6 separate regions of the Homo sapiens genome follow, and all the other regions are linked to region 1. A link is a contact called in ENCODE Hi-C or POLR2A ChIA-PET data. All regions are on one chromosome and are shown on one strand. Each heading gives the region's core, a stretch centred on a gene start or an enhancer-like site at or near the end of the contact. The rest is flanking DNA. Distances are from core to core; before and after follow the strand shown. Region 1 holds the start of PRIM2 (DNA primase subunit 2). Region 2 holds the start of LINC00680 (long intergenic non-protein coding RNA 680). Region 3 overlaps DST (dystonin). Region 4 overlaps DST (dystonin). Region 5 overlaps DST (dystonin). Region 6 overlaps DST (dystonin).

Region 1 (4,383 bases), core at 1,229-3,728:
GTAGGAAGTACTTTGGGGATCACAGAGATGAACAAAAGGGCTCATCCAAAGAAAGCTTAAAACCTAGTAGTGCTGGAATTCTTAACTAGCCACATATGGTGATCTTGAACCTCTTGAAATAGTATAGATGTGTGTGTAGGTGCATTTTTCTGAAGAGAGCTTTCATCACATTGTCCAGTGGTTCATAGACCTAATTAACATCCCTCTACTACAGAAGTTCTTAATCTTGATCTTCCAAAAGATAAAGAACTTCTGTAGTAGAGGGCTATAATTATTTAAAGAACTACACCATATGGGAGTCATGAAGAGCCTCAGGGGTTTAAATGAGGAGCAAAACAGGTGGCAACACTGAGTAGTTTCATTATAAAATCCTTGACAATTTTGCAGGAGAAAATTTCTTTGCCTCTAGTGATAAAAACATTTTTCATATTTAACAGTAGTTATTTTTTCTATGAGTTACCTCTTCTTCTTCTTGTCCTATTTTTCTGTTTGTGTCTTAGGATTTTTTTCCTAATGAGTTAACTTCTTTGTATCCTGATGGCATTAACCTTTTCGATGTTATACTTTTGGTAGACCTTTCTCTAGTTTGATGAGTGCAAAATACTTCTGTGAATTTTTTACATGCATAATTTTATACTTTTTATGGTCAAGTCTTTATATCTTTTTTCTTTGTAATTTATAATATTTAAATTTGTTTGCTATCCAGAGATAAGATATTCATGTAAATATTCTTATGGTCTGTGATGCAGGTTTTTTCAGGCAGTTTATATGCTTTCAGGTGTCTTCTTTGGACCACGTGATGTATTTGTATTACGTATTTGTATTATGTATTTAATACAGAGAGGAAGAAATGAGGTGAAGCTCTGCTGTCATATTACTGGAATTGGTGTAGTGAGATCGTTAGCACAGTGGGGCCTGGAGAGTTTCTCTGGGTTTGAACATGGCTCTGACATTTTGTGTCCTTTTGACTTCATTTAACTTCTCTGTTCTTCAGTTTCCGTATCTAGAAAATACGTTTAATATAATAACCTTTGGGAGGCCGAGGTGGGCGGATCACGAGGTCAGGAGTTCGAGACCAGCTTGCCAACATGGTGAAACCCCATCTTTACTAAAAATACAAAAATTAGCCAGGCGCCTGTAATCCCAGCTATTTGGGAGGCTGAGGCAGGAGAATCGCTTGAATCCCGGAGGCGGAGGTTGCAGTGAGCCAAGATCGCTCCACTGCACTCCAGCCTGGGCGACAGAACAAGACTCTGTCTCGGGTATTGGTGGTGGGTCGGGGGGAATAACCTATCTTATGTGGTTATGATAATAAAATGAGTTGATATGTAAACCACTTAGAACAGGTCCTGATATAAAGTCAGTGCCAGCCACAGTTTAGTCCAGGCTGGGTAGATGCTTTGAAGCTTGATATTGTTTCAATGTACTTTGCATTTCTAAAAACGTGAACATTTCAAAGCATTCATTTGATCTCCTAAGGACTACCTATACCGGAGCCTCATTCCAGCACATTTGTAAGCGAGGCACGCCTCCTAGAGGCCACGAGTGAAGTTAATTTCCAGTTCTCGAAAATCTTACAGACAGCGGAGAACTGGTGTGGTGGCTCTGACGCCCCGCTTGTGAGTCTGCAGTCGGACATCTGGAAAGTAAGCGGCACGTCCGCGTGATTTCCAGTGCTTCATCTTCTTCCACCCTACCTTCCCTCCGAGGCTGGGTTCTTCTAATTCCTGTAGATTGCAGAGCGATTCCTGCGAATGTGCCTTCTTTCATTCATTCTAGTTCATTCCACAGATAATTCAGCTGCGCGCTTCCTCTGTGCGAGGCATTGCCGGAGAGCGGGGAGCGAATTGAACGTGGAACCTGCCAGTAGGGGCTTGCCGCCCAATACGAAATTCAAAATATGTATTGTATGTAGACGGGCAAACTAACGAGGATCTTGTAACTTGTTTTCTCATCTGCCAAATGGGGGTAATACGATCTTATAGGACCTTATAGGTCGCTGAAAGATTAAACGAGCGGAAAAAAAAGAGCCCCTAATAGTGAGCTAGGTGCAAAAAAGATCCTAATGCCTTTTTTCCTCATTCCTCCCCAGATTGAAAGTGATGAGTGCCAGCCCTGAGGGTTAAAGCGCCATATTTTCCTCAATATAGGGAATATTTGTTAGTGTCCCCAGACGAAGTTACATTGGTTCAATTTTCGGCGTGTGGGAGTTTTCGCCACTAGCATTCAGCACCCCAGTTTCAACCGTTAAAGCTACCGACTCCACATACAGGAAATGCATCTTAAAATTTGGAAAAAAAATCCCCAAAACACTGACATCCAAACACTTTAAAGCTGCCAAGGTGGACGGAACACCTTGAATTCCCAGACGCGCTCCACTGAGCATGCCCAGAGCCTCAGGCCAAACCCCCTCCTACCCGCCAAGGGGAGGTGGGGCAGGGCTGGCCTTCTGTGCTAGTCACTTCCTCTTCCGGTTTCATATGAACTCTCCCGCCACCCGGGAACAGTGGCTGCCACCGTTTGTGTTTTCCCGAGTTTGAATTCTTGCAGGTAGGGGAAACTTCCGCGAATTTAGGACAGAGAGCAATCCTGTTATTAAGGCTTGCAAGTCGAGAGAAAGGAGAGATGGATCACTTTGCAGGCAGCAGTAGCAGAAGGACAGACTTGGCGGGTTGGTTGTTTGGGGCAGACACCCAGGTACCAGGGAGGAGTTGGGGAGAGATAGGTTTGCCAGTGGAGTGAGGAGGGGTGTTGGGGATGGAACTTTTGTAAGGCACTTGTGGATGCTCCCGAAAAGGAGTTCCGAAAGACAGTTGCTCTGTTTCCCAGAGTCATAACAGAGGAAGTGAGTAACTGGACCCAGTCCATCAAGTAAGACCCTCATTTAGCCAGAACCTACAGCACTTTCCTCTAAGTTCAGGATTGCAGACCACGTAAAACCTTATGTTAACTCTTGGGATCGTAAAGATCCAAGAACAGTGACACACAGGCCTATAATGAGCAGGCAACATCACCTGACTTTCATGTTGCTGAAAATTAGGATCACCACCTGCATCTGCTCTAGCGCCTCTCCCACCCCCATTACAAAATTATTATAGGTGTATTGTAGAAAATCTGGAAACGAGAGAAGGACATCACCCAGGAATTGCCACTGCTAACATTTTGTGCATGCCCTCAAATCCATTTTTTTTCTGTGTTTGTGGAATTATTTTTTCGTGTTTTTTCTTTTTTTTCCCCCAACTTTGTTTTCCATCATTTTACGCTTTTTGTGTACTTCCTTCTAAGGTGACCAAGATGGAGTTTTCTGGAAGAAAGTGGAGGAAGCTGAGGTTGGCAGGTGACCAGAGGAATGCTTCCTACCCTCATTGCCTTCAGTTTTACTTGCAGCCACCTTCTGAAAACATATCTTTAATAGAATTTGAAAACTTGGCTATTGATAGAGTTAAATGTAAGTACTATTTAAATTAGAATGTATATATTCTTGAGAAGCTCACTTACCCTTTGTGAGAATGAATGAAGGTAATTCATTTCCTTCATTCAGCAATCCATTCAACAAGTATTTATTGAGGTAATTCATATCCTTCATTCAGCAATCCATTCAACAAATATTTGTTGAGGGTTTGGTACTCATTCATTTATTTATTGTACAATGCATATTATTGAGTGCCATTATGTTCTAGGTGGCAGGGATTTTGAGATGAATAATGTTATTTTTTGTTGAAGTTTTATTCTAGTACATGGAGACAGACATCCAAAATAATAGTCATAATTCAGTATTTTAACTGCTCTAGTAGAAGTAAATGGTAGTGCTGTTGAAACAAAGAAGTGGGAGTGACTGACTTAGTCTTATTAAATGAGCTTCTTAGAGAAGTTGAAATGTGATCTGGACATACTGAAGAATGAGTAGAAATTTTCCAGCAGAGAAGAAGTGAAGAGTTTTTCCAAGCTGAGATAATGGCCTATGCAAAGGCTTGGAGCATGAAAGAGAATTTCATATTTGAGCTAACAGTAACAAGTTCAGGAATTCAGGGTGGATGGAGAAGTATGGAGGGCATTTTGTGCCATGCTAATGATATGATATTGGGGTGTAAGAAGGATGTGGCCACCGTCCTGGGGGCCTACTTAATCCTCAGTGTGTTGCTAGAGAAAAGAATGGGCTAGACATGAATTGAAACAGAAACACTAGCGTTGTCTTCAGAGTTTATGTTCCAGGATATCCCTGTGGGGAAATCAGAAGGAAAGGTGAGATACTGTTAATCATTCTTAGAGGAGCAGGGTAAGCACTGCTAATACAGAGAGGAGGCACTCAGTGCCTGTGTGTTGAATGAAAGAATGAAGACAAGGGAGAAAAGGGTTTTAGAAAGCTTAGCAGTGTCAATACTT
Region 2 (4,492 bases), core at 1,582-4,081, 640 kb after region 1:
CAGTGACAAGTAGCATAACAACATTCTTTTTTTTCTTTGTTCTCTGAGATGGAATTTCACCCTTGTCCCCCAGGCTGGAGTGCAATGGGGGGATATCAGCTCACTGCAACCTCCGCCTCCCAACTTCAACTGAAGCTACTGCCTCAGCCGCACGACTAGCTGGGATTACAGGCCCCTGCACCATGCCCAGCTAATTATTGTATTTTTAGTTGAGATGGGGTTTCACCATGTTGGTCAGGCTGGTCTCAAACTTCTGACCTCAGGTGATCTGCCTGCCTTGGCCTCCCTAAGTGCTGGGATTACAGGCGTGAGCCACGGCGCCCAGCCAACATTCTTTTCTCTTTTTTAATATACTTGCATGAGGTATAAATAGTACTTAAACCAATAAAACGACAAATATCTGAACTTCTTACCCAGTGTTTTGTGACTTCTTTCCACAGCTGTTCTTTGAGTTTGTTCAAACATTGCTTCCAAGTCAAATGTGTGAGCTTTTTTACCTAAAACATGAACAAATGGGAGACTGTGATTGTCTTGCAGTAAGTTGGCCAAACTTTAGGTGATCAATACTGATCAATAAACACTTACTTTGTCTAGTTTATAGCATGGCTCCAATATAACCATAAAATATCACAGAAGGAGTTTGAGTCACAGAAAACTTCTGATGACAATCCCTTCACTAAGTACTATTAACCAGGCAACTTTCCCATCCTCCTCTAGATCCCTACCCTACGAAACAACAACACTAATGTGGGAGGCAGAATGGAGAATGTCCCAAAAGTTACCCTTTGCAAATGTAATTAAGGTTATGGACTTTTAAATAGGGAAACTATCCTAGTTGGCCCTTAAAGGCAAAGATGCACAACAGCTATGGCAGAAGAAGTCAGAGAGATCCAATGTTTGAGAAGAATTTGAGGCATTATAGTTGGCTTGAAGACGAAAGGGGCAACATGAGAAGTAATGCAGGTACTTTAAGGAGCTAAGAGGGAAACAGAAATCTCAGCCCTATAACAAGGAACTGTATGAGCATGGAAACATTCTCCTCCTCCCCCAGTAACTTTATCAAAACTCTTAAAAATTTCCCCTCTTTGGCACAAACATATGGACACCTTTCTCACTCCAGAGTAAAGGAATGATGTACTAAAATGAAGGATTTATACCGGGTGGGGTGGCTCATGCCTGTAATCACTTTGAGAGGCTCAGGTGGGCGGATTGCTTGAGCTCAGGAGATCGATCAGCCTGGGCAACATGGTGAAACCTCGTCTCTACCAAAAGTATAAAAAATTAGCCAGGTGTGGTGGCACATATCTGTGGTCCCAGCTACTCAGGAGACTAAGGTGGGAGGATGGCTTAAGTCTGGGAGGAGGAGGCTGCAGTGAGCCAAGATCGCACTAGTACACTCCAGCCTGGGTGACAGAGGGAGACTCCATCTCAAAAAATAAAAAAATAGAAAAGGCTGGGCGCGGTGGCTCACGCCTGTAATCCCAGCACTTTCGGAGGCCGAGACGGGCGGATCACGAGGTCAGGAGATCGAGATCATCCTGGCTAACACGGTGAAACCCCGTCTCTACTAAAAATACAAAAAAAATTAGCCAGGCGAGGTGGCGGGCGCCTGTAGTCCCAGCTACTCGGGAGGCTGAGGCGGGAAAATGGCGTGAACCCGGGAGGCAGAGCTCGCAGTGAGCCGAGATCTTGCCACTGCACTCCAGCCTGGGCGACTGAGCGAGACTCCGTCTCCAAAAAAAAAAGAATGAATAGAAAAACTACAGAACCAGTATGTGTGAACACAACCCAAGGCCAATATGTGTAAGTCTACTGTTTAATTACTATCATAGAATTAATACACGCTGGTCAAAAGAGAACAAGAAGACCTTGAGAAAAGGTTCAGGGAAGTTAGAATCCCAATGTTTGGATGAACAGCATTTATAATTTTAAAATGCAAAATAAAGAGAAATCATTTCTCATGTATCAGTCTACTAAAGTTTTGTTTTCATTTTTTAAATAATTTTCTTTTTAAATAATAATACCTACTCTGTGTTGGTACGGATATGGTCAAAATGGCATTCTTAAATTCTGTTAACTTTGGTATAACCTGAAACAAGTTTTTTGATGGGTATTACGGCAGTAAGCATCAAGAAGCTTTAAAAGGCACATACCCAATTTTTCAGCTTTTTAAGTATTTATACTTCTGAATAAACTAGGCTCTCTTTTAGAAATCTACCCTACAGAATTACATATTTTTAAAAATCCTCGTACAAATGCTGTTATTTACAAAAATGTTCATTTTAGCATTATTGGTGACTTAAAATTAGAAAAATCCTTTCTCTTCCTCTCTCTCCAGGACTCTCATAACTGTCACCTGAGTTGGTTCCAACGGATACGCAGAATAGAAGACAAATGGGAGAAGAATATTGACAAACTGCAAGGTATGCACCCGAGCTACAGTAATTCCGAGTTGACAGCTCGATCTCCCCTCCCACTCTGCGGCTCTTCAAACCTCTGCAAAAGGAAGAGGGTCTCTGCCTGGGGCAGTCACTCACCGAACCCCGAACCCCGTGAAGCCCATGGTGACCACAAGCTGCGGGTCCGGTCCCGATGCGTCTGAGCCTGTCACTGGAGCAAGAGGAAAAGAGAGGCGGCCTAGTTAGTGCGGCGCCCCAGCTCCCCCGACACGGCCCACCCCGCCCGGACTCGCTTCATGAAACCCACCTTCGCTGGGCCCAGAGCGCTCCATGGCTGGCCGCACACCGCAGAACCAGCCACAGCGACAGCCCAAACAACTGCAGGGGAACTTGCCAATAACTCGCGGCAAATGCTGGAGGAAGTACCGCCTCCAAGCTACAGCGGCGCCGCCGAAGCCAAGAGCGGCGCCTTCCGCAGAGGGACTGCGGCTTCCTGCGCAGCGCCCCCTACCGGACAGGCGGCGGGAAAACGCCGCGCAACTCAGACCACTGGAGCGGAGTAGTATCTGGAGTTTCTGTAACATCCTTTCCCTTTTTTTTTTTTTTTAAAGCCAGAGCCTCTGTCGCCCAGGCTGCAGTACAGTGGCGTAATCTCAGCTCACTGCAACCTCTGCCTCCCGGGATCAAGCGATTCTCCTTCCTCAGCCTCCCGAGTAGCTGGGATTACAGGTGCCCGTCGGCTAATTTTTGGTTTTTTGTTTTGTTTTGTTTTGTTTTTTTTGTTTTTGTTTTTGTTTTGAAACGGAGTCTCTGTCGCCCAGGCTGGAGTGCAACGGCGTGATCTCGGCTCACTGCAACCTCCGCCTCCCGGGTTCAAGCGATTCTTCTGTCTCGGCCTCCCAAGTAGCTGGGATTACAGGCGTCCACCACCAGGCGCAGCTAATTTTTTGTATTTTTAGTAGACACGAGGTTTTGCCATGTTGGCCAGGCTGGTTTCGAACTCCTGGCCTCAAGTGATCCGCCTGCCTCGGCCTCCCAAAGTGCTGGGATTACAGGCGACACCCTTTGCTTTTTTTTTTTTTTTTTTTTTGAGGCGGAGTATCACTCTGTTGCCCAGGCTGGAGTGCAATGGCGTGATCTCGGCTCACTGCAACCTCTGCCTCCCAGGTTCAAGAGATTCTTCTGCCTCAGCCTCCCAAGTAGCTGGCACTGCAGACACGCACCACCACACCCAGGTAATTTTTTGTATTTTTAATAGAGACAGGGTTTAACCATATTGACCAGGCTGGTCTCAAACTCCTGACCTCCTGATTCACTCATCTCGGCCTCCCAAAGTGCTGGGATCACAAGCGTGAGCCATCGCAAATACAAATATTCATTAAACGTATAGGCTGTCTACTTACTCTATGACCTTTCTACCTAGACTAAAGCCAAAAAACTCTGACACCCTAAAAGATTCATAAATTATTTACTACATAAGGTTTAGATGCATCATTACCAATATTGCACATAGAAATTTAATGTTGTTAGTTGAGCAAACAGATGCCATGACTATTTCTTCTCTTTATAAATCTTGGTGGCTTATGGCAGCAGAAGCCTACTCCACTATTTAGGCTCCTATGACAGCTACTTTTCCCCTGTTGAGAAAGTTTCACCTTAAGTTGCTACCAAAAAAATTATACAATTAATGTATTTTGTAACTCCTGAAAATAATTGTTTATATTATCATCTCAAGTAAAATAAAATATTTTCATAGAGAGATGGAGAGATGTGTAGGCAATTTATCAAATATTAACCTCTTCCTAAACATGGGGTTGAATTCCTCCCGTAACATTGTAACGTTGTTAGAATTATGTGAAAGGGGGCTTTGTCTCAACTATCCTGCTAGTCATTCATTCAACAGCAATCTATTTATGTTGTATGTTTCCCTAAATGTTTCCATTTTTGCCTCCAAACACTGCTAATTTGGTTTGGTTGCTATTTATTTTATACTGTCTTATAAATCCCCTGGAAAGTGTATTGCCCCATGCCTGCACACACTGCAGTACAAGAGTGTACTGAAGTACATAATGGAAGGGTTGGTTTTTTCTGCC
Region 3 (4,949 bases), core at 926-3,425, 770 kb before region 1:
TAATTAATGGGTCACACTTCACAGGGCTCTCTTTCAAATTATTCTGCAGGCAACAATTTTCATCGTGGATTTCCCTTTGACCATTTACATGTTTTGCTTCCTCTAGTGGAGAAACATCATGTAAAATCATTTTGAAATTTTCATCAGGGTGGGCACTTTGACATGAAAGCAGTGGGATTTTCTGTTCGCTAATGGAATTAACAGAAAAAAATGGTCTGTATTGGTCTGTTACAAGAATATCTTCAGTAGAAGACAAACTTTTAATTCGTGACTGGTCTCCAGTTAAAATGCCCTGTTTTTCTTCCCTCTCTGCTGGAGGGCTACATAAACCAGAGTCATCCTCCTCCGAAGTGAGAGAATTAGTACCCCATCTGCACTTGCTGGCCTTGGTAACAGCATCTGACATATCAGCAGGTTCAACAAAAGAGCTTTCACTTTTGTTTGCATAATCCATAAAATTGGCCGGGACAAACATTCGCCATGACCGTCTATGCTCTTTCTTTTCCGCATGAGATTTGGCTTTAGGTAATCCTGTGGTTCGAATGATATCACTATTTAGTTTGAGTGCATCAAAGATCATCTTTTCATCTAGTTTGTTAGCTTCCCGACCTCTCAGCTCAAATACACTGGAAGAAGTAAGGGCACCATTAGAGCATAAAGAACTAACATCCAGTGTTCTGTGACTGTAGGGTAAAGTTCGATCTGTAAAATGCCTGGAAGATAGACTACCTTTTGAACCAGAGTCTATCTGTTCATTTAGTCTAACAGTATCATAGATTGACCGCTGTGGGACGTAACAGTCTTCGATATTTAGGTCCTCCTCTTCTTCACCCTTCCCTACACATGGGGGATTCTGACGTAAACAGTCTGGTCTGCTGAGTGGCTTCCCCATTTTGCAGATAGTTAAAACAAATATTGCAGCTCTTGACACAGATAAGAAATAAGATAAAGCATCTTCCAAAAAAGTATACTTCTGAACAGAGCTATGGAGTGTCTTTAGCATAAAGACACATGCTCAAATAATATATTTCATAATACATGAGGTGTTTAAGGTCATCAGCAGTGCATCAGTATAAATGCAACTATCCTTTTACCTGGTTGATTTTAGGATGATTCTAAACAATAAAGTGCATCAATAACAGAGAACAAAAATCTCCTTTGTCCACCTTTCCCAGCTCCCAAAGTCCCCGTTCACACACTCCAAAACACAGAAAATAAACAAACACACACTTAACAGTGGCTCAAACACTCAGAACATTCCATTGTCAGTCCATTTCCCTTTTTAGTCTGATATTTCCAGATTAAAATTTCCAAATGAGCAAGCATTTTAACAGCCTGAATGTTAATTTCGGCAGAGCTCTGGTTAACTGTAATCCACTTAAAGATGGCTTGCAGAACTCCACCATTCTGGTAAATAAACCATGCTCCAGAAATTTAAAAGACAAACACAGGGACCTGGTATTGTTCACATCAAGGCACAGAACAAATCTTCAGAGAAAAATAAGTTAAGTCTAACGTTATGAGAAAGTTACATTTTTCTTTTACTTTTTTTTTTTGGAGGGGGGAGTAGCTATAAATAAACTTGATTGAAAAGGCAGGTTTTCTTCCTGTTTTAAGCTTCTTCAATGCTATTCAGAACTACTCAAAGGAAGAAAGAAAAAAACACCAGACTTTTAGACACCCAGGGCAGTACAATCCAGCAACCGTTTAAAGTAAACAGAAAGCATGGTGTACTACTAAGCTTCTTTAAAAAAAAAAAAAAAAAAAAAAAAAAAGCCATTTCCAAAGATTCTTATCTGGTCCTCCTTAGGAAGGCTTATTCCACCTGAGGCAATTGCAGCAACGAAGAGCTCCGCGGCTTCCTCTAAGGCACAGGCAGCGTAATTCACATTGAGCAGAAAACCCAGGGACTACATTAGCCTTTGAAACTGAACCAAGTTCTGTGGCCGCGGTATGGCCTTCATTTCAGCTGGGGCTAGAGAGAGACGGTGGCGGTGGAGGCAGCAGAAAGAACTCCGGAAGGGAGCTCCGGGGCTGTCCGCGGCTCCTCAGGGCAGCACGGTGCCGGGCAGGCATGCTCTCCAGCCAGGGCGCTTGCAGCAACGCCCTCTCTCTTCAGGCACCATCTGCTGCGTCTCTGGGCCTGCCGGGCGTTCCGGAGCCGCAGCTCTCTACCACTTCGGTGCTACGCCCTCCCGTGACTTAACTTCGCAGTCATCTTTCGCTTCTTCCCGGGAGTCGGCGAGCGGTTTCAGTGGGAGGTACCTCGAAGCCGAGAGGCTGCAATGTAACAGCTTGTGGTGACATCAGCGCAAAGCAGGCCGAGTCCGGCCACTGGGGAGAGGGACAGCTCAGGTTCAAACACCGCGGAAACCCCGCCGACTACTTCAAAATGGGAGGGGATCCGTAGGGCTTGCGGAGGCAGAACCTGGCACCGGGAGATCCGCGAAGAAATTATTTTGTGAAGGTCCAGAGACCGCACTCATTTGAATACTAAATGGGAAAAGGGGGGCTACATAGGTCCCTATCCTTCAGTTGAAACCGCACTTTTACACTGAAGAATCTGATGCTTCAGCAGTATCTGCGATGCAAAGTGCAGATCACTTTGAAGTCGAGAGTGTTTTGCCGTTCCCTTTTGAAGCCCAAGTTCAAATCTAACTGTTCTCCAGAGTAAAGTATTCCTACCAGTGAGGGGCTCTCAGCACTGCTGACATGAATATTAGTAGTTACTAATAACCATACAGTACTCTTGAGGTTAACACAAGGCCCAAGAGTGGTACTCACTGACTCCAGATATTTAATAAACAAAATCACCTCCACAGATTTTTATCTACTGAACACCCTTCTAAAAATACTGTTTGAAAATAAATTCAGCAAGCCAACTCTTAGTCTTTGTAGGAAATTTAATAGTTTTATTTAAATAAAATCTAAACATTCTCTATTTTACAAAATAAGAAACATCGTCAGAGTGTCAGTTACAAATGAAGCGGTCTTTCTTCAATCTCATAAAATAATCATTTGAACATGAACAAAACTGTGCTAACTCCAAATGAAGAAGGCAGTTCTAGTAAAAACAACTTTATACTTTCTTTGTTAATTTTACAGAAAAGATGTGGGAGGAAACTTTTGTGCCTTTAATGAGAAAACGTTATCTCAATATTCATTCGATAAATCTAAGAGTTGAATCTTTTTTAAAAAAATCTTTTCATAATGAAAACTCTATCGGTAACTCATCCATTCAACAATTATTAGATTATTAGATGCAACTCAGTATGTGGCCATCATTAAGTTGACTAGATATATGACTATCTATAAAGAAAAAGAGATTTAAAAATATCCATCCACATCACAATATCAATGCCAATTTTTCATGTTCAAGACGTGAAATATTTCAACAAGCACCTGATTCTGTGGTGTTCAAGCACACAGGCTGTAATAAGGCACTGATAAGAGAAAGAAAAATGGTCTCATACTTACCACGCTTGAACAGTGGATTGGGCACTAGACTGGGAAATAGTAGAGGCCAAGAGTCTTACTCCCAGCTGCCGCTCTCTTGATATGTAAGCTTAGAAAACTACTTATTCATGGCAATATGAATAATAAAGTTTCCTTGAGATCTCTGAGTGCCTTTCTCTAAACACTCTAAGATCCTTACAGAACTTTTCATAATAAAGAATGGCTCTAATTCAGTTCACCTTAGACTCTAACTCTGAATCATTAGCACAATATTATTCTAGGCTTATGAAAAGCTAAGAGGAGCAACATATAACCTCACATTTGAGGTGGGTAGTACATTTTTAAAACTGCACAAATAATTCATTCATAAATTAAATGATTCAAAAAAATAGCACTCACTGTCTGCCAAACAACATGTAAGCACTGGAAAAATGATGTTGTAAAGACATAGCCACCACTGTCCTTACACCACTTACACTAGAATGGGAATGTGAATGAGAAAATGGCCATGACACAGTTCGGAAGTAAACAGTGCTATGGGAAAATATTCCCTAGTTAATTGAGTTCAAGTATACACCACTTATTTAATAACTAAATTCCTTTTTTATTGAACTGATTTTTATATTGATTCACATTAAGATTTGTGCTATTAAAATTTGTCACAATAATTTACATATATCTTTGTTACTTGAAATCACATTCCAAAGTCTTACCTGGATGACATGTAAGAGCTCATATATAGAGCAGAACCGGACTGGTTTATTTTTCCCCAAAAATTTGGTTTAGACAGCTACTATAAATGTTATAGCCTCTAATGTTAATAAAATCAAGATATATTAAACCATGTTAAATATTAATCATGATATCTAGATCCATCACATTTTCTTTTTTTCTGAGACAGGGTCTTGCTCTGTCACCCAGGCTGAAATGCAGTGGCATGATCACAGCTCACTGCAGCCTTGACCTCTCGGGCTCATGTGATCCTCCTGTCTCAGCCTCCCAAGTACAGATGCGCACCACTACACCTGGCTAATTTTAAAAATTTTTTGTGGAGATGGGGTCTCACTCTGTTGCCCAGGATGGTTTTGAACACCTGGGCTCAAGCAGTCCTCCTGCCTCAGTCTCCCAAAGTGCTGGGATTACAGGCATGACCCACTGTGCCCAGCCCCCTCACATTTTCACAATGAGAGAAATACATAATAAGGTACGTAAAGTTTTCCTGAAAAATAGCCAACACTATTATTTCATAATACAGAAATCATAATGCTGTTTTCAAAATGTAGCTTTACTTACTTTTTGTAGCCTACTAGATATAATCCAGCTAAACTATCTACTAAAGCAGATGATTTCAGAAAAGTACACAACTACTAATTGAATTATAAGCAAAACAGTAATATTTTCTCATTTTATATTCCTAAAGTTTAATTAAATCTTTTAAAAGGAAAGTCCCTGAAAAGTCTTCCCACTAAGTGCAACAATGTACATCATAGAAA
Region 4 (4,561 bases), core at 720-3,219, 720 kb before region 1:
ATCAGTAGCATGATCCAACTTGCGCTGCACTTCTCTGTGGGTTGCAGAAGTATCAACCTTGCCACCGTCTCTCTTGCTGCAAGATTTGGCAGCTTCCAACACTCTGTTTCCAGAAATTGTGATGTATCTCAAGTCACCTTTGTGAGAAATAACGTCTTCTGAGAAACTCTTCTGCCTCTTCAATTTGGTCATTAAACCATTGATGTCATCTGCACCTGCCTCCAGGTTTTCAAGTTCTTGTTCTGACTGCTGTAGCCAGTGCTCAAACTCGGTATAGTCAGCATCAAACTTTTCTAATTCTTCCTGCAGAGAGTGAGTTAACTTCATTTTCTTCTCTGACTCAGCCAGTGCAGTTTCATAATGCACTTTCAGTTCCTTCATGTTCTTTTGCAGTTTCTCTTTTTCTTCAGGAGAGAGATACTGACCCTGTTTCTCAAGCAACACTTGTGCAGACTGAGTGGCTATGATCACTGCTTGGTGCTGAGAGATGATCTTCTCGTGTTGGGCCTATGTGAAAACAAATTGATCATAATCTTCAAGCAGTAACGGGGTAACACCTGCAGGGAGCTCCTTGCCGCCTCAAGACTGACAGGTTTCAATGATCTACAGGGCTACAACTTGCTTCTCATTCCCCTTTTCAAGCTATACCGTACTCCCTTTTATTGGTGGATTTCAGAATAACAAGGCATTTTGAGCATGCTAATCTTATTTTAAAGAAAATTTCCAATCTTCTCTATGTACTTAATCAGATAGGACAGACACCATTTTTCAGAAGTTTAGAAAAACCAATTTCTATTCCAATTTTAAAATAAGTGTCTATAATCTGATCTCATTTTATTCCCTGCTTTCTCACAACTACCCAAAAAAGAATGTCTTTACCTAATTTTTGGACAAACAAGTATAATATTTTTTATTACGAAATGATCCTGGAAAAACTTTTAAATAGGGAAAAAGAATCTGTAACTTTAAGCTTTAAAAAGGTTTCAAAAATAACTAAGCAAGAACACTGTACATTCAGAGAAGCCCAATGGACATTAGAGAAGCAGATATAATAAAAGAGAATCCTGGAGCTACTCAGCTTCACTGGGCCTCAGTTTCCTGCATGTGAAAATGGAGACAATAACTCCTACACATCACAGGTTGCTGTTAAGGAGTACATGAGATCACATATGTAGAGCACTTCCTGCAGAGCTGGGCATGTGCCAGAAATTCAAATCCACTCTGAAGGCAGGAAGGCAGGGCTCCCAGGCAGGTGTGCTGCAGGCAAGTCACAGGTGTGCAGAGCTACTGATCCCCTCAGTCTTCAGGGAAGCAGGGAGGCATCAGGTAGGTGAAGTCCCTTTCCCTCCAGCCATAAGCATCTTCTTCCATTCACCCCAATTTGCCATACAAGTGTGGCAAAAAGGATACTAATCCTTCTGGGCAATTTCCCACATTTCTTATAATGGCTTACATGGAGCCAAATGACCCGCTCCCATTACCCCAGAGCCCCTTTTATTACCTCCAGATTCTTTGCTGCTCCCACCCTTACCTCCATCCCCACCCTGGTAAACACTTTAGGAGCTTTTTCTCCTGTTGTTGTCTAGTTACAGCTCTTTCATCAGATATCTGCTTGGCTAATTGCACCCATCTCCATTGAGTCCCGTTTAAATGCTGAAAACTGGTCCCCCACCCCACACTCAACCACCCTTACCTAACTCCTTTTCTCCCTTAGTACTCACTGCCTTCTAACCTACCATATAACTTAGTTATTGTCTACTGTAACATTCTCACTAACTAGTGTGCAAGGGGGGCACAGGGAATTTATTTTGCTCACTGTGTAATCCCAAGTACTTAGAACAGTGCTGGCACACAGGAGCTGAGTAAGAATAACTCTATGCTGTGAAAAGGACTTCCTTAGAAGCACTGCTATGGGGCAGCCGTTCACTTGTAAGTCTGATCCCAATTAGTCAGCTCAGAACTGGCTCATTAACACTGGTATCCTCACTGTCTATAACAGTGCCCGCCACCTAGTGGGCACATAGTAAATATTTTTAACTAACTTCTTTCCCACAGACTTGTGTTTTTGGTATTTGAAATACATTCATATGCTACCCCCACCCCACCCCGAGAAGGGCTTTGCACAAAATAGCATGGACAGACATATGCAACACCATATAAATGATCAGATCCATCCCCTTCCTCCTACAGATGAGGACTCTTAGGCTGAAGGAAGAGAATGGCTTGGCCCAGGACATATGGGACAACTACTGAAAGCTAGACGTTCCTGGCTCAGGTGCTTTGGCCCTCTCTCCATGCTGCCAGATTAGGACTTTCTTTCTTTTATTTATTTATTTACTTATTTATTTATTTATTTATTTTGAGATGGAGTCTCGCTCTGTCGCCAGGCCAGAGGGCAGTGGCACAATCTTGGCTCATTGCAACCTCTGTTTTCTGGGTTCCAGCGATTCTCCTGCCTCAGTCTCCCAAGTAGCTGGGATTACAGGCACGCACCACCACACCCAGCTAATTTTTGTATTTTTAGTAGAGACAGGGCTTCACCATGTTGGCCAGGATGGTCTCAATCTCCTGACCTTGTGATCCACCCGCCTCAGCCTCCCAAAGTGCTGGGATTACAGGCATGAGCCACCACGCCTGGCCCAGATTAGGATTTTCTAAAGCACAGATTCCCATATTCTTTGAGGTAAAATGATCAGATGGGAAATGCCACACTGTGCCTAAAACCAAGGGCTTTCCTGTGTGATATCTTTATGTTTAAGTCTACCCACCAGTATTTCTCACTACTTTGGTCAACTTACTAACTTTTCCTGACTTCTTTGTAACTGACTCACAATGTTCCTTTAGGAATTCACTAGATTTTTCATTTTAAGAGACTTTATTTTTCATAATAAGGTCCTATAATAGCCCGTTAAAATTGTGAGCAGTAAATACTCCCATTCTTCTTCTGGTTTAATTTGTATTTTCTATAAGAACCTCACAGGGAGTACCCTATTCCAAAGATTCCAAATATGAAGGGTAGGAACAAAATAAATAGACCTGCAAAAGTTTCTGAGGTCCAGAAACCGTCTGTCAAAAGCCAAATATTGAAATAAAATGAGTGACACTTTAAAAGTAGTTCTACAGAAGTCGCCTTTGCTCTTATAGTAGCATTAATGTTAGCTTTAATTTATGTCATGGAGTAAATTGGTAGAAGGGCTTTTATATCTCTTCTCAACAATAGCCTTAACTGAATAGGTGAGCTGAGCTCAGAAAGAACTTAAGTGAGCTCAACTTAGCCTGGACACAGTGGCTCATGCCTGTAATCTCACCACTTTGGGAGGATGTGGGCGGAATGCTTGAGCCCAGGACTTCGAGAGCAGCCTGGGCAACATAGAGAGACCTCATCACTACAAAAAATACAAAAATTAGCCAGGCATGGCAGCACAGACCTGTAGTCCCAGCTACTCAGGAGGCTGAGGTGGGAGGATCAATTGGGCCAGGGAGTTTGAGGCTGCAGTGAGCCATGCTTGTTTCACTGCACTCTAACCTGGGCGACAGGGTGAGACCTTGTCTCAAAAAAAAAAAAAAGATTGTTCTCTTAGAACACAGATTCAGACTTAGCAGAGTGAACATATGGCCTAGTTTTAAATCCAAATTCCAGCCCTTTCTAGATATGTAACTTGAGAAAGCTACTTTAATACTGTCAGTTACAGTTTCCTCATCTGTAAGATGAAAATAAAAACCCCAAGGAGTAACTGGGAAGACAAAATGAGTTAAAATGGAAAGAACTTAGAAGAGTGCCCACTTTAACTGTCCTATAAATGTTAACTATTATTATTAAATCTTTATAATAATTCTACTTCACTTACATGGAGAATGCCAACTCTACAATTTATTTCTCATTATTTTTTGACTTGCTTAGAACTCTCATAATAATTTATATCTGACATGATGAACACAGAAAAAAACCTCTTTTGTCAGTAAGGTTTGAAAAGAACTCATGTGCTAGGTTATTTCTCTCTTTACCAACCTGGAAATAGAATTGAACGATATCATATGTTTATAACAACACACCTTAACTTTCTGATATTGCTGATTCAGATTCTCCTGAGTGGTTCCAACTTGCCCATCAACATCAGTCTCCAACAGGTTACCATTAACTTCATCCTCTTCTCCAATTGCTGACTTGCCATCACCTTCTTGAAAATGGGTCCCGTTCTGTTCGATTACCTGTTTGTGTTTTGTCCCTGCCCTTTCTGAGTCTTTGTCAACATTTGACAACCAGTCCAAAAGGTTTTCTATTTTGGTTTTGCTCTCTTCCAGCTGCTTCACTGCTGCTACCTGGGAAGGGAAAGTTCACAGGAGGAATTCAGAACGTGGGCCAAGGCATAGTTTTAAGACATTCCAAAAGTAAATACTTAGAACATTTTAAATTAGAATGAGGGTACTAAAAACTGACACAATTGAAAACTTAACAACTGAAATTAAACCTCAGAGCAACAGGCAGTTACTTTGAAGTTTCCCCTGTTCTTAAAAATACATTCCAAAATTTTAACTATAATTGATGAGTGATCACACATTT
Region 5 (5,004 bases), core at 1,949-4,448, 550 kb before region 1:
TTCTGAGACTAGGTCATAAAAAGCAATGTGGTTTCTTTCTTGATTTCTACATCACTTACCCTGGGGGAAGCCAGTTGCCATGTCTTGAAGACACTTAAACAGCACTGTGGAGAGGCCCACGTGGCAAGGGAGGCCCTCCTGCCCTCTGCCAGTGAGTGAGCCATCTTGGAAGCAGATCTTCCAGCCCCAGTCAAGCCTTCAGAGGACAGCAGCCCTGGGCAACATCTGAACTTTAACCTTACTCTCACTTAAGCCACTCCCAAATTCGTGGCCCACAGAGTTATTAAACGCTTACTGATTTAGCTGCCAAGTGGGGGGCAAATTGTTATACGGCTAGAAATAACTAACCCAGCTAACAAGTGACTGAGCCAGGATCAAACCCAAGCAGTCCAGTACTGAAAGCTGCTACTGGTCAGATAAATGCACACCATGTTATGTTGGTGCAAAAGTAATTGTGGTTTTTATCATTGATAATAGGAATTTAACCAAGCTATAATTTTACTAAACACCACAAATGTTTTCAAATTCCAACTACACAAGTTAAACAGCATAGTAGAGTGGTTCTCAGCCCTTCTCAACATTAAAATCATTTGTACAACTTTTTACAGATGCCCGGGTTTCATCCTCAAAGAGTGAACAGGCCTAGGGTTGGGTCCTAGCATCTTAACCCCAGGTTAGGAACCTATTAAAAAAAAAAAATAAGCTTGACTTCTCACAACTGTGCTCAAATTTCCTTCTGACAACTAAGATAAAGATTATTCGGTTCTACTCACTTGATACTTCAAGTCAAAAAAGAAGAACTTACATCACAATCACTTTTTACCAAATAATTATATATAGAAACTTGATTTATGAATCTGAATACAGCTTTTGCTTTCACTACACATTAGTGGTTATTTAGTGCACCTTATAGCTGAGTATCCAAAACCCCAAAAGCAATTTCTATTAGTTAACCAATCTTCTGCCTCATCATGGCACAGATGTCAACTTTAAACAAGACTCCAGAAATGTTTTTTTTTTGAGACAGAGTTTTGCTCTTGTTGTCTAGACTGGAGTGCAATGGTGAAATCTCAACTTAATGCAACCTCCACCTCCCGGGCTCAAGCAATTCTCCTGTTTCAGCCTCCTGAGTAGCTGGGATTACAGGTATGCGCCACCACGCCCGGCTAATTTTTTGTATTTTTAGTAGAAACAGGGTTTCTCCATGTTGGTCAGGCTGGTCTCGAACTCCGGACCTCAGGTGATCCACCCGCCTTGGCCTCCCAAAGTGCTGGCGTGCCCGACAAGACTCTAGAAATTTTAAAACAGTTTCACATAACTTGAAAGTGAGAAGGGGCTTTAGAAATCATCTCAGAATGGCCTACTTGCCTTCGCCCAGGCCCAACAAAAATTTACAAAGCAGAAGTGGGCTTCAAAAGCAGCTCCTCCAGAGTCCAGCCCCAGTGTTGCTATCTGGAAATTGGGAATGGCTGCCCGCACTCACAATTCGTACTGCATCCCTTGATATTATCTGTGCACTTCTGCCTCCCTTTCTTAACTATATACTTCTTTAAAGACAAGAATGCTATCATAACTCTTTTGTAGTCCCCTTCTTTCACTATCACAGTTTCACTTAAGAGTCACCCAATAACTGTTTGCTTAACAGAACAATGTAAAATACCTGCGCAACTACTTTCCCTTCATCTCTTTACCTCTACACATATTTTTGGATTTTGAAATGTGAGATATTTTTGCTTGATTAGTTTATTGCTCTCATTCAATAAGAACTTATTTTAACAATCACTTTGTACTATACCATAGGTAAAACAAATTTACGAGAACACCACCTTTTTTTTTTTTTTTTTTTTTTTGAGACAGAGTTTCACTCTTGTTGCCCAGGCTGGAGTGCAACGGCGTGATCTCAGCTCACTGCAACATGTGCCTCCCCGGTTCAAGCGATTCTCCTACCTCAGCTTCCCGAGTAGCTGGGATTAAAGCCATGTGCCACCACACCCAGCTAATTTTGTATTTTTACTAGAGATGGGGTTTCGACATGTTGGCCAGGCTGGTCTCGAACTCCTGACCTCAGGTGATCTGCCCATCTCGGCCTCCCAAAGTGCTGGGATTACAGGCGTGAGCCACAGCACCCAGCCGAGAACATTACCTTTATAGAAAGCATTTTCTCCTTGTTTACCTCAGGGATTTGCCATACATGACCATGTGTTCTAGTTTTCTCCTTACATATTTCAGGCAGGTCCACATAAGCATTAATTCATGCCTTCTCTTCCTGATCACTTACCTAATAAGTCAAAGCGCTGCTTCTTTATGCCTGGATCAAGTCCAACATGTCCTAGCTTTTCACTATGATTAATTAATTTAAAAATATAGGGATGGGCCAGGCATGGTGGCTCACGCCTGTAATGCCAGTCCTTTGGGATGCTGAGGCAGAAGGATCACCTGAGGTCAGGAGTTCGAAACCAGCCTGGCCAACATGGTGAAACCACGTCTCTACTAAACGTACAAAAATTAGCCAGGCATGGTGGCACGCACCTGTAGTCCCAGCTACTCAGGAGGCTGAGGAACAAGAATCACTTGAACCTGGGAGGTGGAGGTTGCAGTGAGCTGAGATCACACCACTGCGCTCCAGCCGACAGAACGAGACTCCTCTTAAAAAAAAAAAATACCTATACACACACACACACACACACACACACACACACACACACACATATAGGGATGGGTGGGGGTGGGGGGGAGAAAACCAAAGGATGTGCCTAGCAAATTACCATTTGTCTTGAGGAATGCTGGTCCAATCCCACAAGGAACTCTAGTCCTACATCACTTCCAGTTTTCACTTTGAAAATGTACTTAGACTAAGTACACAATGACCTAAGGTTTGAAAATATTTCTGTTCTCCAGTTTGGAGAGCTCCCTCTAATGAAACTACATACTATAAATATACAGATTAATATGCAATAGTCTAACCTATCAGTAGTGATAGTCCAATAATTAAGTATAGTATTAAGTCTGCAGTCAAAATTCATCTACCTGTTCCTGAGCACCCTTCCTCACAGTCAAAACCTTTTCCCAAAGTGCACATGCACACACACACACACACACACACACACACACACAGCCTCAGATGCCTCTGGAAGAGACATCAACCCTGGTCTGACCACTTCTGCCTAGACAAGGGCCTCTGTGAACCTCTCTTCCCAGTTTTTCTATGCTCCCCAGTGGCTGAACTGAAAAATGCAAGTCACCAACAAGCAAAGCAACAAGCACAATCTCCAAAACGTTTTCTCTTCAAACCACTGTAAGGGCAAATACCATATACTATTCTGCTTGGCTTGTAGCCTTTTCTTTCACTTTCTTTGGTCACTTTCAATATTCTGCAATTTCTGGAGCCCCACGACATGCTGCTTGATTTTCTACACTCCCTTTGCACTAGTAGCCTGGGATCCCCTGGCTGCAGGTGCGGTATGTTTACTCATCTAGCTCCCTAACTTTACTCATCTAGCTTTGCCTAATGGCAAAACTTGAGAGCAATGACCTTGTTTCATGTCTGTTTGTAGTAAACACACTGCCTAGCTGACAGAAGACATTCAAATATTTATGGGAAGAAAGAAGAAAATTTAAAAAAGAAGGAGTGGGAAGAACACTAAAAAGAAGGATGTTAGGCTGGGCACGGTGGCTCATGCCTGTAATCCCAGCATTTTGGGAGGCCGAGGTGGGTGGATCACCTGAGGTCAGGAGGTCAAGACCAGGCTGGCCAACATGGTGAAACACCATCTCTACAAAAATACAAAAATTAGCCGTGCATGATGGCAGATGCCTGTAATCCCAGCTACTCGGGAGGCTGAGGCAGGAGAATTGCTTGAACACGGGAGGCAGAGGTTGCAGTGAGCCAAGATCATGCCATTGCACTGCAGCCTGGGTGACAGAGTGAGACTCCATCAAGGAAGGAAGGAAGAAAGGGAGGGAGGGAGGGAGGGAGGGAGGAAGGGAGGGAGGGTAAGAAGCAATAGGCACTAACTTCAGGCTCAGGAAATCTGTGTATGATTGCCTGCTACTTGCTAGCCGTAAGAGTAGGAATAACTTATTCAGTGGTTCCAGTTTCTTATCTGTAAGACTACTGGACAATAGTCTATAATCTCTGAGACCCCATAACCTGTAGATTCTAACATCCTATTGTTTTATACAAAGTCCACCATGTTTGTGAAAGTCACCATGACAAACACCCATTTTCAATGATATTTTCAAAAGCAAAGCCTTGACCTTCTTTACTAGTTTCTGCAGATATCATTTGCCCCCAATTTTATGTTTTGAGATATTTTGAATTTCATAACAAATACTGAAATGCAGTAACAGAACTTGCAAGTGTTATCAAATTACTATTCTAGAATCATAAGAAGTCACTCAAGGAAGAAGTCAGGTAGAAACTAGAACTGCCAATGAAGAGAATGAATTCCAATCAACCATAGTAGAAATAATGCACGAAACATATGCATGCCAGGATATCATAAAGGAGAAGACTGTAAAATAAACGTACAGTGCAGAGGTGAGATATGCAAGAGATTTCTGGTCTGTCTTGAGGCAGAGGTGATGAGAGGCAGCAAAAAGCAATCTGTGCTTAGAGAACAGAGATGTTAAGATGAATGGTGAAGTATGAGTTATGAGATATAACAGAGATCTTGAGGTACTGCCAGACAGACTCAAGTTAAAGCAATTACTAGCATCTGGAAGAAGTCTCCAAAGATTTTACTCAGACTTCAGTTATTGGTCCCTGACAACTATCAGGAATGGAGCTATGACAGCCTTTTATTCAACTTTCCTAAGCAGGAAAACAAAGGCATCTCTACCACCCAAAAACTCAAAAATTTTAAACATTCTAAAAACACCTAAGTAACATTTCCTCTAAGGACTTAGCAAATTTGGTTTTGGGTTCATTGTGTTTACTTGAACTATATGTGGGCAAAGAGAATCTGAGCAAAAGGATTTGTCCTACTTAGCTAGTCACACGCA
Region 6 (4,534 bases), core at 886-3,385, 630 kb before region 1:
GTCTGACAACATTTTTCAAAAAACCTATTTTGGCACTATGTAAAAATAACCAAAACCTAGTGTTTGTCCTACAAGTTCAAAGAGAGTGTAACGGGGAGGTCAACATGCCTACATAAAACATCTTATGTCATAAATCCAAGTGAACTCATTCTGGACCTTGGCAATCAGAAAGTCGTCACTTTTATTTTACTTCTTCGTATGTTTGTTTTTGAGACAGAGTCTTGCTGTGCCACCCAGACTGGAGTGCAATGGCACCATCATGGCTCACTGCAGTGTTGATCCCCCAGGCTCAAGCAATCCTCCCACCTCGGCCTCCCAGAATGCTGGGATTACAGGCATGAGGCACCGTACCTGGCTTATTTTACCTTTTCACTTCACATAAGTAAGCTCAAAAACTGACATAAAAATATTGAAAACTAAGCTCAGCCTAAAAAACATCACTACCAACAACCAAAAAACCCTCACACTCTTTCTTACATCTGCTTTTCTTTTTCCGTCATTACCTCTACTCTTACACACAACACTGATACTTTACCCCATGTTTTCCCTTCTCCCTCTGGAGAGAGCTGAGACAACAGTCAATGACTGAAACACCAATAACTGGAACTAAAAGAAGGTGCAGAGGATTGCGGTTGAGAATCTGCAAGGAGGGAATTTGGACAGGCAAAGTTCAAACCAAAGAAGAAGGCTTGACCCCATTTCACATAGTTCCAACAGTGCTGTCACCAGACATATGCCTGCTCATGGTCAGTCAGAGATGTAAAACAACGTAAGTTTTGTTTCACTGTGCAAGTCTGACCAAGTGCCTCATGGAGCATGGTCAGGCAATGTGAGCCACAGTCTCAAAAAACAGCTGAAAAGGACATAATAAATATGAGAGACCAAGCAGAATATGTTGCTCTGCAGTCTGGGAACCAAAGCAACCAGTGCTGGAACTCTCAAATGATAAAAGGATGAGTTAACCCAACTCTTCTGAATCTGCCTTATGTTTGTTGGCTCATTCTACAAAACACTCAACTGTTAGTTTCTCATGCCCCTAAGGAAGATATTAAGTTAGTACAAAAGTATTTGCAGTTCTTGCCATTACTTTTAATGGCAATTTATTCACACACCTAATAATATGGATATATTAACTGTTCTAAGATTGATTTCTGTAGGAAGAAGGGGGTCTTATATCCCCATTTTCTCTCTTCCCACTATCAACTTGAGTCAAGGCAACTATTATCTCTAGTCTAGATTGTTACCACTAGTCTGGAATGTCAATACCAACAACATGTTTTGAAACACATTCGTGATACACCTCGAATAATATTGGGCTTCTACCTTCTTCTGGAACTAAGCCTCCGTGTCTGGATTAGTAACAGCCTCCTAACTAGTCTTGCTGTACCAAATATTATTGTACTCTCATTCCCAAAATGGTGTGTTCTTTACTGTGCCAGTGCGGTAATCCAGATTCAAGCAATTCTCCTCTTCTCTCCTATGATCAAATCACATTAATATCAAGTTATATGAACCATATGTTTCCTCTCTCCTACGGTAGTTTGTTCAAGCTACTTCTACCCTTGGAACATTCTCCCCATGCTCAACGTGACATGGCACGTATCAGGTGCTCAATAACTCTCTACTGAATAAATGGAGAGCAGGAGACTCAAGAGAGCAGCAACAAAGGAAGTATTAAAGACAGAAAAAGTATGAAAGATCAGAAACACACGTCTCCTGCTTTCATTTTGTATGAATGAGTTTTAACCCTGCCATGTAAACTTTGTCATTTCAGAAAATCAAAAGGTTTCCAATTAACCTCACTTTCCGATAATAACAGAACGCCCTTACCAATGCACAAAAGTGTCCAATGGGGAACACAAGCCTCGAGACCACTCAATGAGAACCTAGTGTCAAGCAAGAAAGCTAAGCTTCATCTGAATCACTTATCTAAAAAAATTTCATGAACTTTACATCGTATATAGCTTCAAAATGTCTTTTCAATAAAAGAAAACAAGCCAACCTATCTCATCTTATAGCACACTGATTTCATTCACAGCTTATTACTAAATGACCCACTTACTGCTAAATGAATTGCAACAGCCTCACCCATGTTAGTCAGCTGAATCTGTAAACATGAAAGTCCTATGAGCAAAGTCAATGCCACCAGACAACTGGGCAACAGAAGCACCCTATTTTTACAGATGCTGTCATGGTTATGGCATGCACTGAGTACACAGGAACTGCCAACTCCAAAGTTGACTTAGATATTCCCTGAAAGCTTATTCACTTTTTTAAAAAGTATGTATTTTATTATTCCATACAAAGAAAATAATGCAATTTTTATTTTTAAACATTTTTAAATAACTGTATAATTTAAAGTGTTATCAAATAATCTAAATAATTTATGTCAATAGTAGAAAAAGCAACATCTCTGAAGTTAAGAAAACAGAGATATTTAACTTAAAGAAAGTTATATAATGAAGATTAAGAAATCATGGGGATTCAAACTGAAGGAAAGCAGAGATATTTGGCGGATGCCCTCCTCTCACTACTGAACAAGCTTAGACTAAAAGAGGTGACGTCATTTGCGTAGGGTCTCACAGCATGCTAGCAGGAGACCTAGGGTATGGGCCCAGGTCTCCTACATTCTGGTACAGAATTTACAAGAGAATGGCATTTCTCCTTCATGTTTAGAAAAGAAATCTATCCTTACAAGTCAGACTAATTTTTCTTCTGTTTCAGCAGCCACAGTAATCCAGCTTCCTCTCAGTGCACCTACTGCCAGGAAAATGGCTGCACATAGATAGGTCATGAAAGGGAATCCCTTGGCTTTGCCTCACTCCTAAAGGCAGACCCTTTTCACTGGAGCTTCTCGGCTTCTATACTGGCAAAGGAGCTGATGCACAGAACACTACACATTTTCAGAGGAAGATACCGTCCTGGATCTCTCACATGAACTGGATGTCAGGGTCCATAAAAATTTTCCTCACGAGACCAGTTGTACCTCCTTAACCAACAGCCCCCACCCACCCCCCCACCCCACACAGAAGAGCAGATTTGCCTCTGGCATTATGTTCTCTTCCTCTCTCATATCAGAGTTACTCTCAATAACGCTTTTGAAATGTATCTGTACTAGTGAAGTGTAAATAACCAAAATGAGCTTCAAAAATTGGTTCCAGACCTAAGTAAACTAAAGAGCTTCTGCACAGCCAAAGAAACTATCAACAGAGTAAACAGACAACCTACTTTTAACCTGGAATAAATATTTGCAGACTATGCATCTGAAAAAGAACTAATACCCAGAATCTATAAGGACCTTAAACAAATCAACAAGGAAAAAACACATGACACTTCTGTTCATGTCCATTGCCTGCTTTTTAATGATGTTGATACTTCGCAAAAGAAGTCATACAAGCGGCCAACAAACATATGAAAAAATGCTCAATATCACCGATCATTAAAGAGATGTAAATCAGAACCACAATGAGATACCATCTCACACCAGTCAGAATGGTCATTATTAAAAAGTCAAGGCTGGGTGGCTTATGCCTGTAATCCCAGCACTTAGGGAGGGCAAGGCAGGTGGATCACCTGAGGTCAGGGGCTGGAGAACAGCCTGGCCAACACGGTGAAACCTCGTCTCTACTAAAAACACAAAAATTAGCCAGGCGTGGTGGTGGATGTCTGTAATCCCAGCTACTCGTGAGGCTGAGGCAGGAGAATCACTTGAAGAGCAGAGATCACGCCACTGAATTCTAGCCTGGGCAACAGAGTGAGACTCTGTCTCAAAAAAAATAAAAATCAAAATTAAAAAAAATTCAAAAAAGTAACACAGGTTGGTGCGGTTGCAGAGAAAAAGGGATGCTTATACACTGTTAGTGGAAATGCAAATAGTTCAGCCCCTGTGGAATGCAGTTTGGAGATTTCTCAAAGGACTAAAAGCAGAACTATCATTCAACCCAGTAGTCCCATTACTGGGTATATAACCAAATGAAAATAAATCATTCTTCTAAAAAGACATCTGCACTCGTATGTTTATCACAGCACTAGTCACAATAGCAAAGACATGGGAATCAACCTAGGTGTCTGTCAACAATGGACTGGATAAAGAAAATGTGCTACATACAGCCATACCTTAGAATACTACACAGCCATAAAATGAAAAAGCAAAATCATGTCCTTTGCAAAAACACGGATGCAGCTGGAAGCCATTACACTAAGTGAATTAACACAGGAACAGAATACCAAAAACCACATTTTCTGACTTATCAGTGACAGCTAAACATTGAGTACACACAGATACAGAGACGGAACAATAAACACTGGGTATTCCAAAAGTGGGGATCATAAGAGTGGGAGAAGGGTTGAAAAACTACCTATCAAGTATTACATGACAGGATCATTGGAAGCTCTAACCTCAGGATCATGCAATATACCCATGTAGCAAACCTGCACATGTACCCACTGAATCTTAAATATTTTTTTAAATGGTTCCTTCCAAGGTATTTCTATTCCAACAAATTGACAGGGTTTTCATTGTTGTTGTTTTGTT

The links. Hi-C counts contacts between places; a loop is a spot of excess contacts on that map. ChIA-PET counts read pairs that join two places held with the same protein, here RNA polymerase II (POLR2A). Pooled maps may share reads with other maps.
Region 2: a map of CD8-positive, alpha-beta T cell shows a loop between it and region 1 (9-fold over the local background). The contact joins the promoter of LINC00680 here to the promoter of PRIM2 in region 1. A Hi-C loop is called at or near these places in 4 of 168 maps with a recorded cell type or tissue (CD4-positive, alpha-beta T cell, CD4-positive, alpha-beta memory T cell, CD8-positive, alpha-beta T cell and 1 more) and 9 of 50 pooled maps.
Region 3: a map of naive thymus-derived CD4-positive, alpha-beta T cell shows a loop between it and region 1 (10-fold over the local background). The contact joins the enhancer-like site here to the promoter of PRIM2 in region 1. A Hi-C loop is called at or near these places in 2 of 168 maps with a recorded cell type or tissue (both naive thymus-derived CD4-positive, alpha-beta T cell), 5 of 37 single-sample maps with no recorded cell type and 8 of 50 pooled maps. POLR2A ChIA-PET finds 5 or more read pairs at or near these places in 1 of 52 experiments (BJ).
Region 4: a loop to region 1 is called in a map of lower leg skin, with 12 times the contacts of the local background. The contact joins the enhancer-like site here to the promoter of PRIM2 in region 1. A Hi-C loop is called at or near these places in 2 of 168 maps with a recorded cell type or tissue (CD4-positive, alpha-beta memory T cell and lower leg skin), 5 of 37 single-sample maps with no recorded cell type and 14 of 50 pooled maps. POLR2A ChIA-PET finds 5 or more read pairs at or near these places in 1 of 52 experiments (SK-N-SH).
Region 5: a loop to region 1 is called in a map of mammary epithelial cell, with 7 times the contacts of the local background. The contact joins the enhancer-like site here to the promoter of PRIM2 in region 1. A Hi-C loop is called at or near these places in 1 of 168 maps with a recorded cell type or tissue (mammary epithelial cell), 13 of 37 single-sample maps with no recorded cell type and 9 of 50 pooled maps.
Region 6: a map of posterior cingulate gyrus shows a loop between it and region 1 (10-fold over the local background). The contact joins the enhancer-like site here to the promoter of PRIM2 in region 1. A Hi-C loop is called at or near these places in 2 of 168 maps with a recorded cell type or tissue (naive thymus-derived CD4-positive, alpha-beta T cell and posterior cingulate gyrus) and 6 of 50 pooled maps.

Annotation. Positions count from the first base shown.
Region 1 is chr6:57,315,152-57,319,534 of GRCh38, forward strand. It overlaps PRIM2 (DNA primase subunit 2), which reads left to right and starts at 2,479. Exons shown (of 14, transcript NM_000947.5): 1 at 2,479-2,550; 2 at 3,286-3,448. The coding sequence starts at 3,295. RefSeq lists a silencer at 1,564-1,613.
Region 2 is chr6:57,958,615-57,963,106 of GRCh38, forward strand. LINC00680 (long intergenic non-protein coding RNA 680) reads right to left here and starts at 2,832. Exons shown (of 4, transcript NR_132996.1): 1 at 2,707-2,832; 2 at 414-497. It overlaps LOC101927293 (a long non-coding RNA gene), which reads left to right and starts at 2,934. Exons shown (of 4, transcript NR_187657.1): 1 at 2,934-3,128; 2 at 3,567-3,634. It also overlaps the pseudogene LINC00680-GUSBP4. RefSeq lists enhancers at 2,734-2,833, 2,854-2,903.
Region 3 is chr6:56,540,681-56,545,629 of GRCh38, forward strand. The region is part of intron 61 of DST (dystonin); the gene reads right to left. Among named protein-coding and RNA genes, the nearest start is that of COL21A1, 300 kb to the left of the region's middle. RefSeq lists enhancers at 1,511-2,276, 1,981-2,400. Within about 2 kb of position 2,176, at least 40 of the 41 ENCODE cell types and tissues checked have a DNase peak (open chromatin) inside an H3K27ac peak, as active enhancers do.
Region 4 is chr6:56,593,687-56,598,247 of GRCh38, forward strand. DST (dystonin) reads right to left here. Exons shown (of 104, transcript NM_001374736.1): 47 at 4,054-4,320; 48 at 1-507. Among named protein-coding and RNA genes, the nearest start is that of DST-AS1, 250 kb to the right of the region's middle. RefSeq lists an enhancer at 205-464. Within about 2 kb of position 1,970, at least 3 of the 41 ENCODE cell types and tissues checked have a DNase peak (open chromatin) inside an H3K27ac peak, as active enhancers do.
Region 5 is chr6:56,761,018-56,766,021 of GRCh38, forward strand. All of the region lies in intron 4 of DST (dystonin), which reads right to left. Among named protein-coding and RNA genes, the nearest start is that of DST-AS1, 80 kb to the right of the region's middle. Within about 2 kb of position 3,199, at least 3 of the 41 ENCODE cell types and tissues checked have a DNase peak (open chromatin) inside an H3K27ac peak, as active enhancers do.
Region 6 is chr6:56,681,981-56,686,514 of GRCh38, forward strand. All of the region lies in intron 9 of DST (dystonin), which reads right to left. Among named protein-coding and RNA genes, the nearest start is that of DST-AS1, 160 kb to the right of the region's middle. Within about 2 kb of position 2,136, at least 2 of the 41 ENCODE cell types and tissues checked have a DNase peak (open chromatin) inside an H3K27ac peak, as active enhancers do.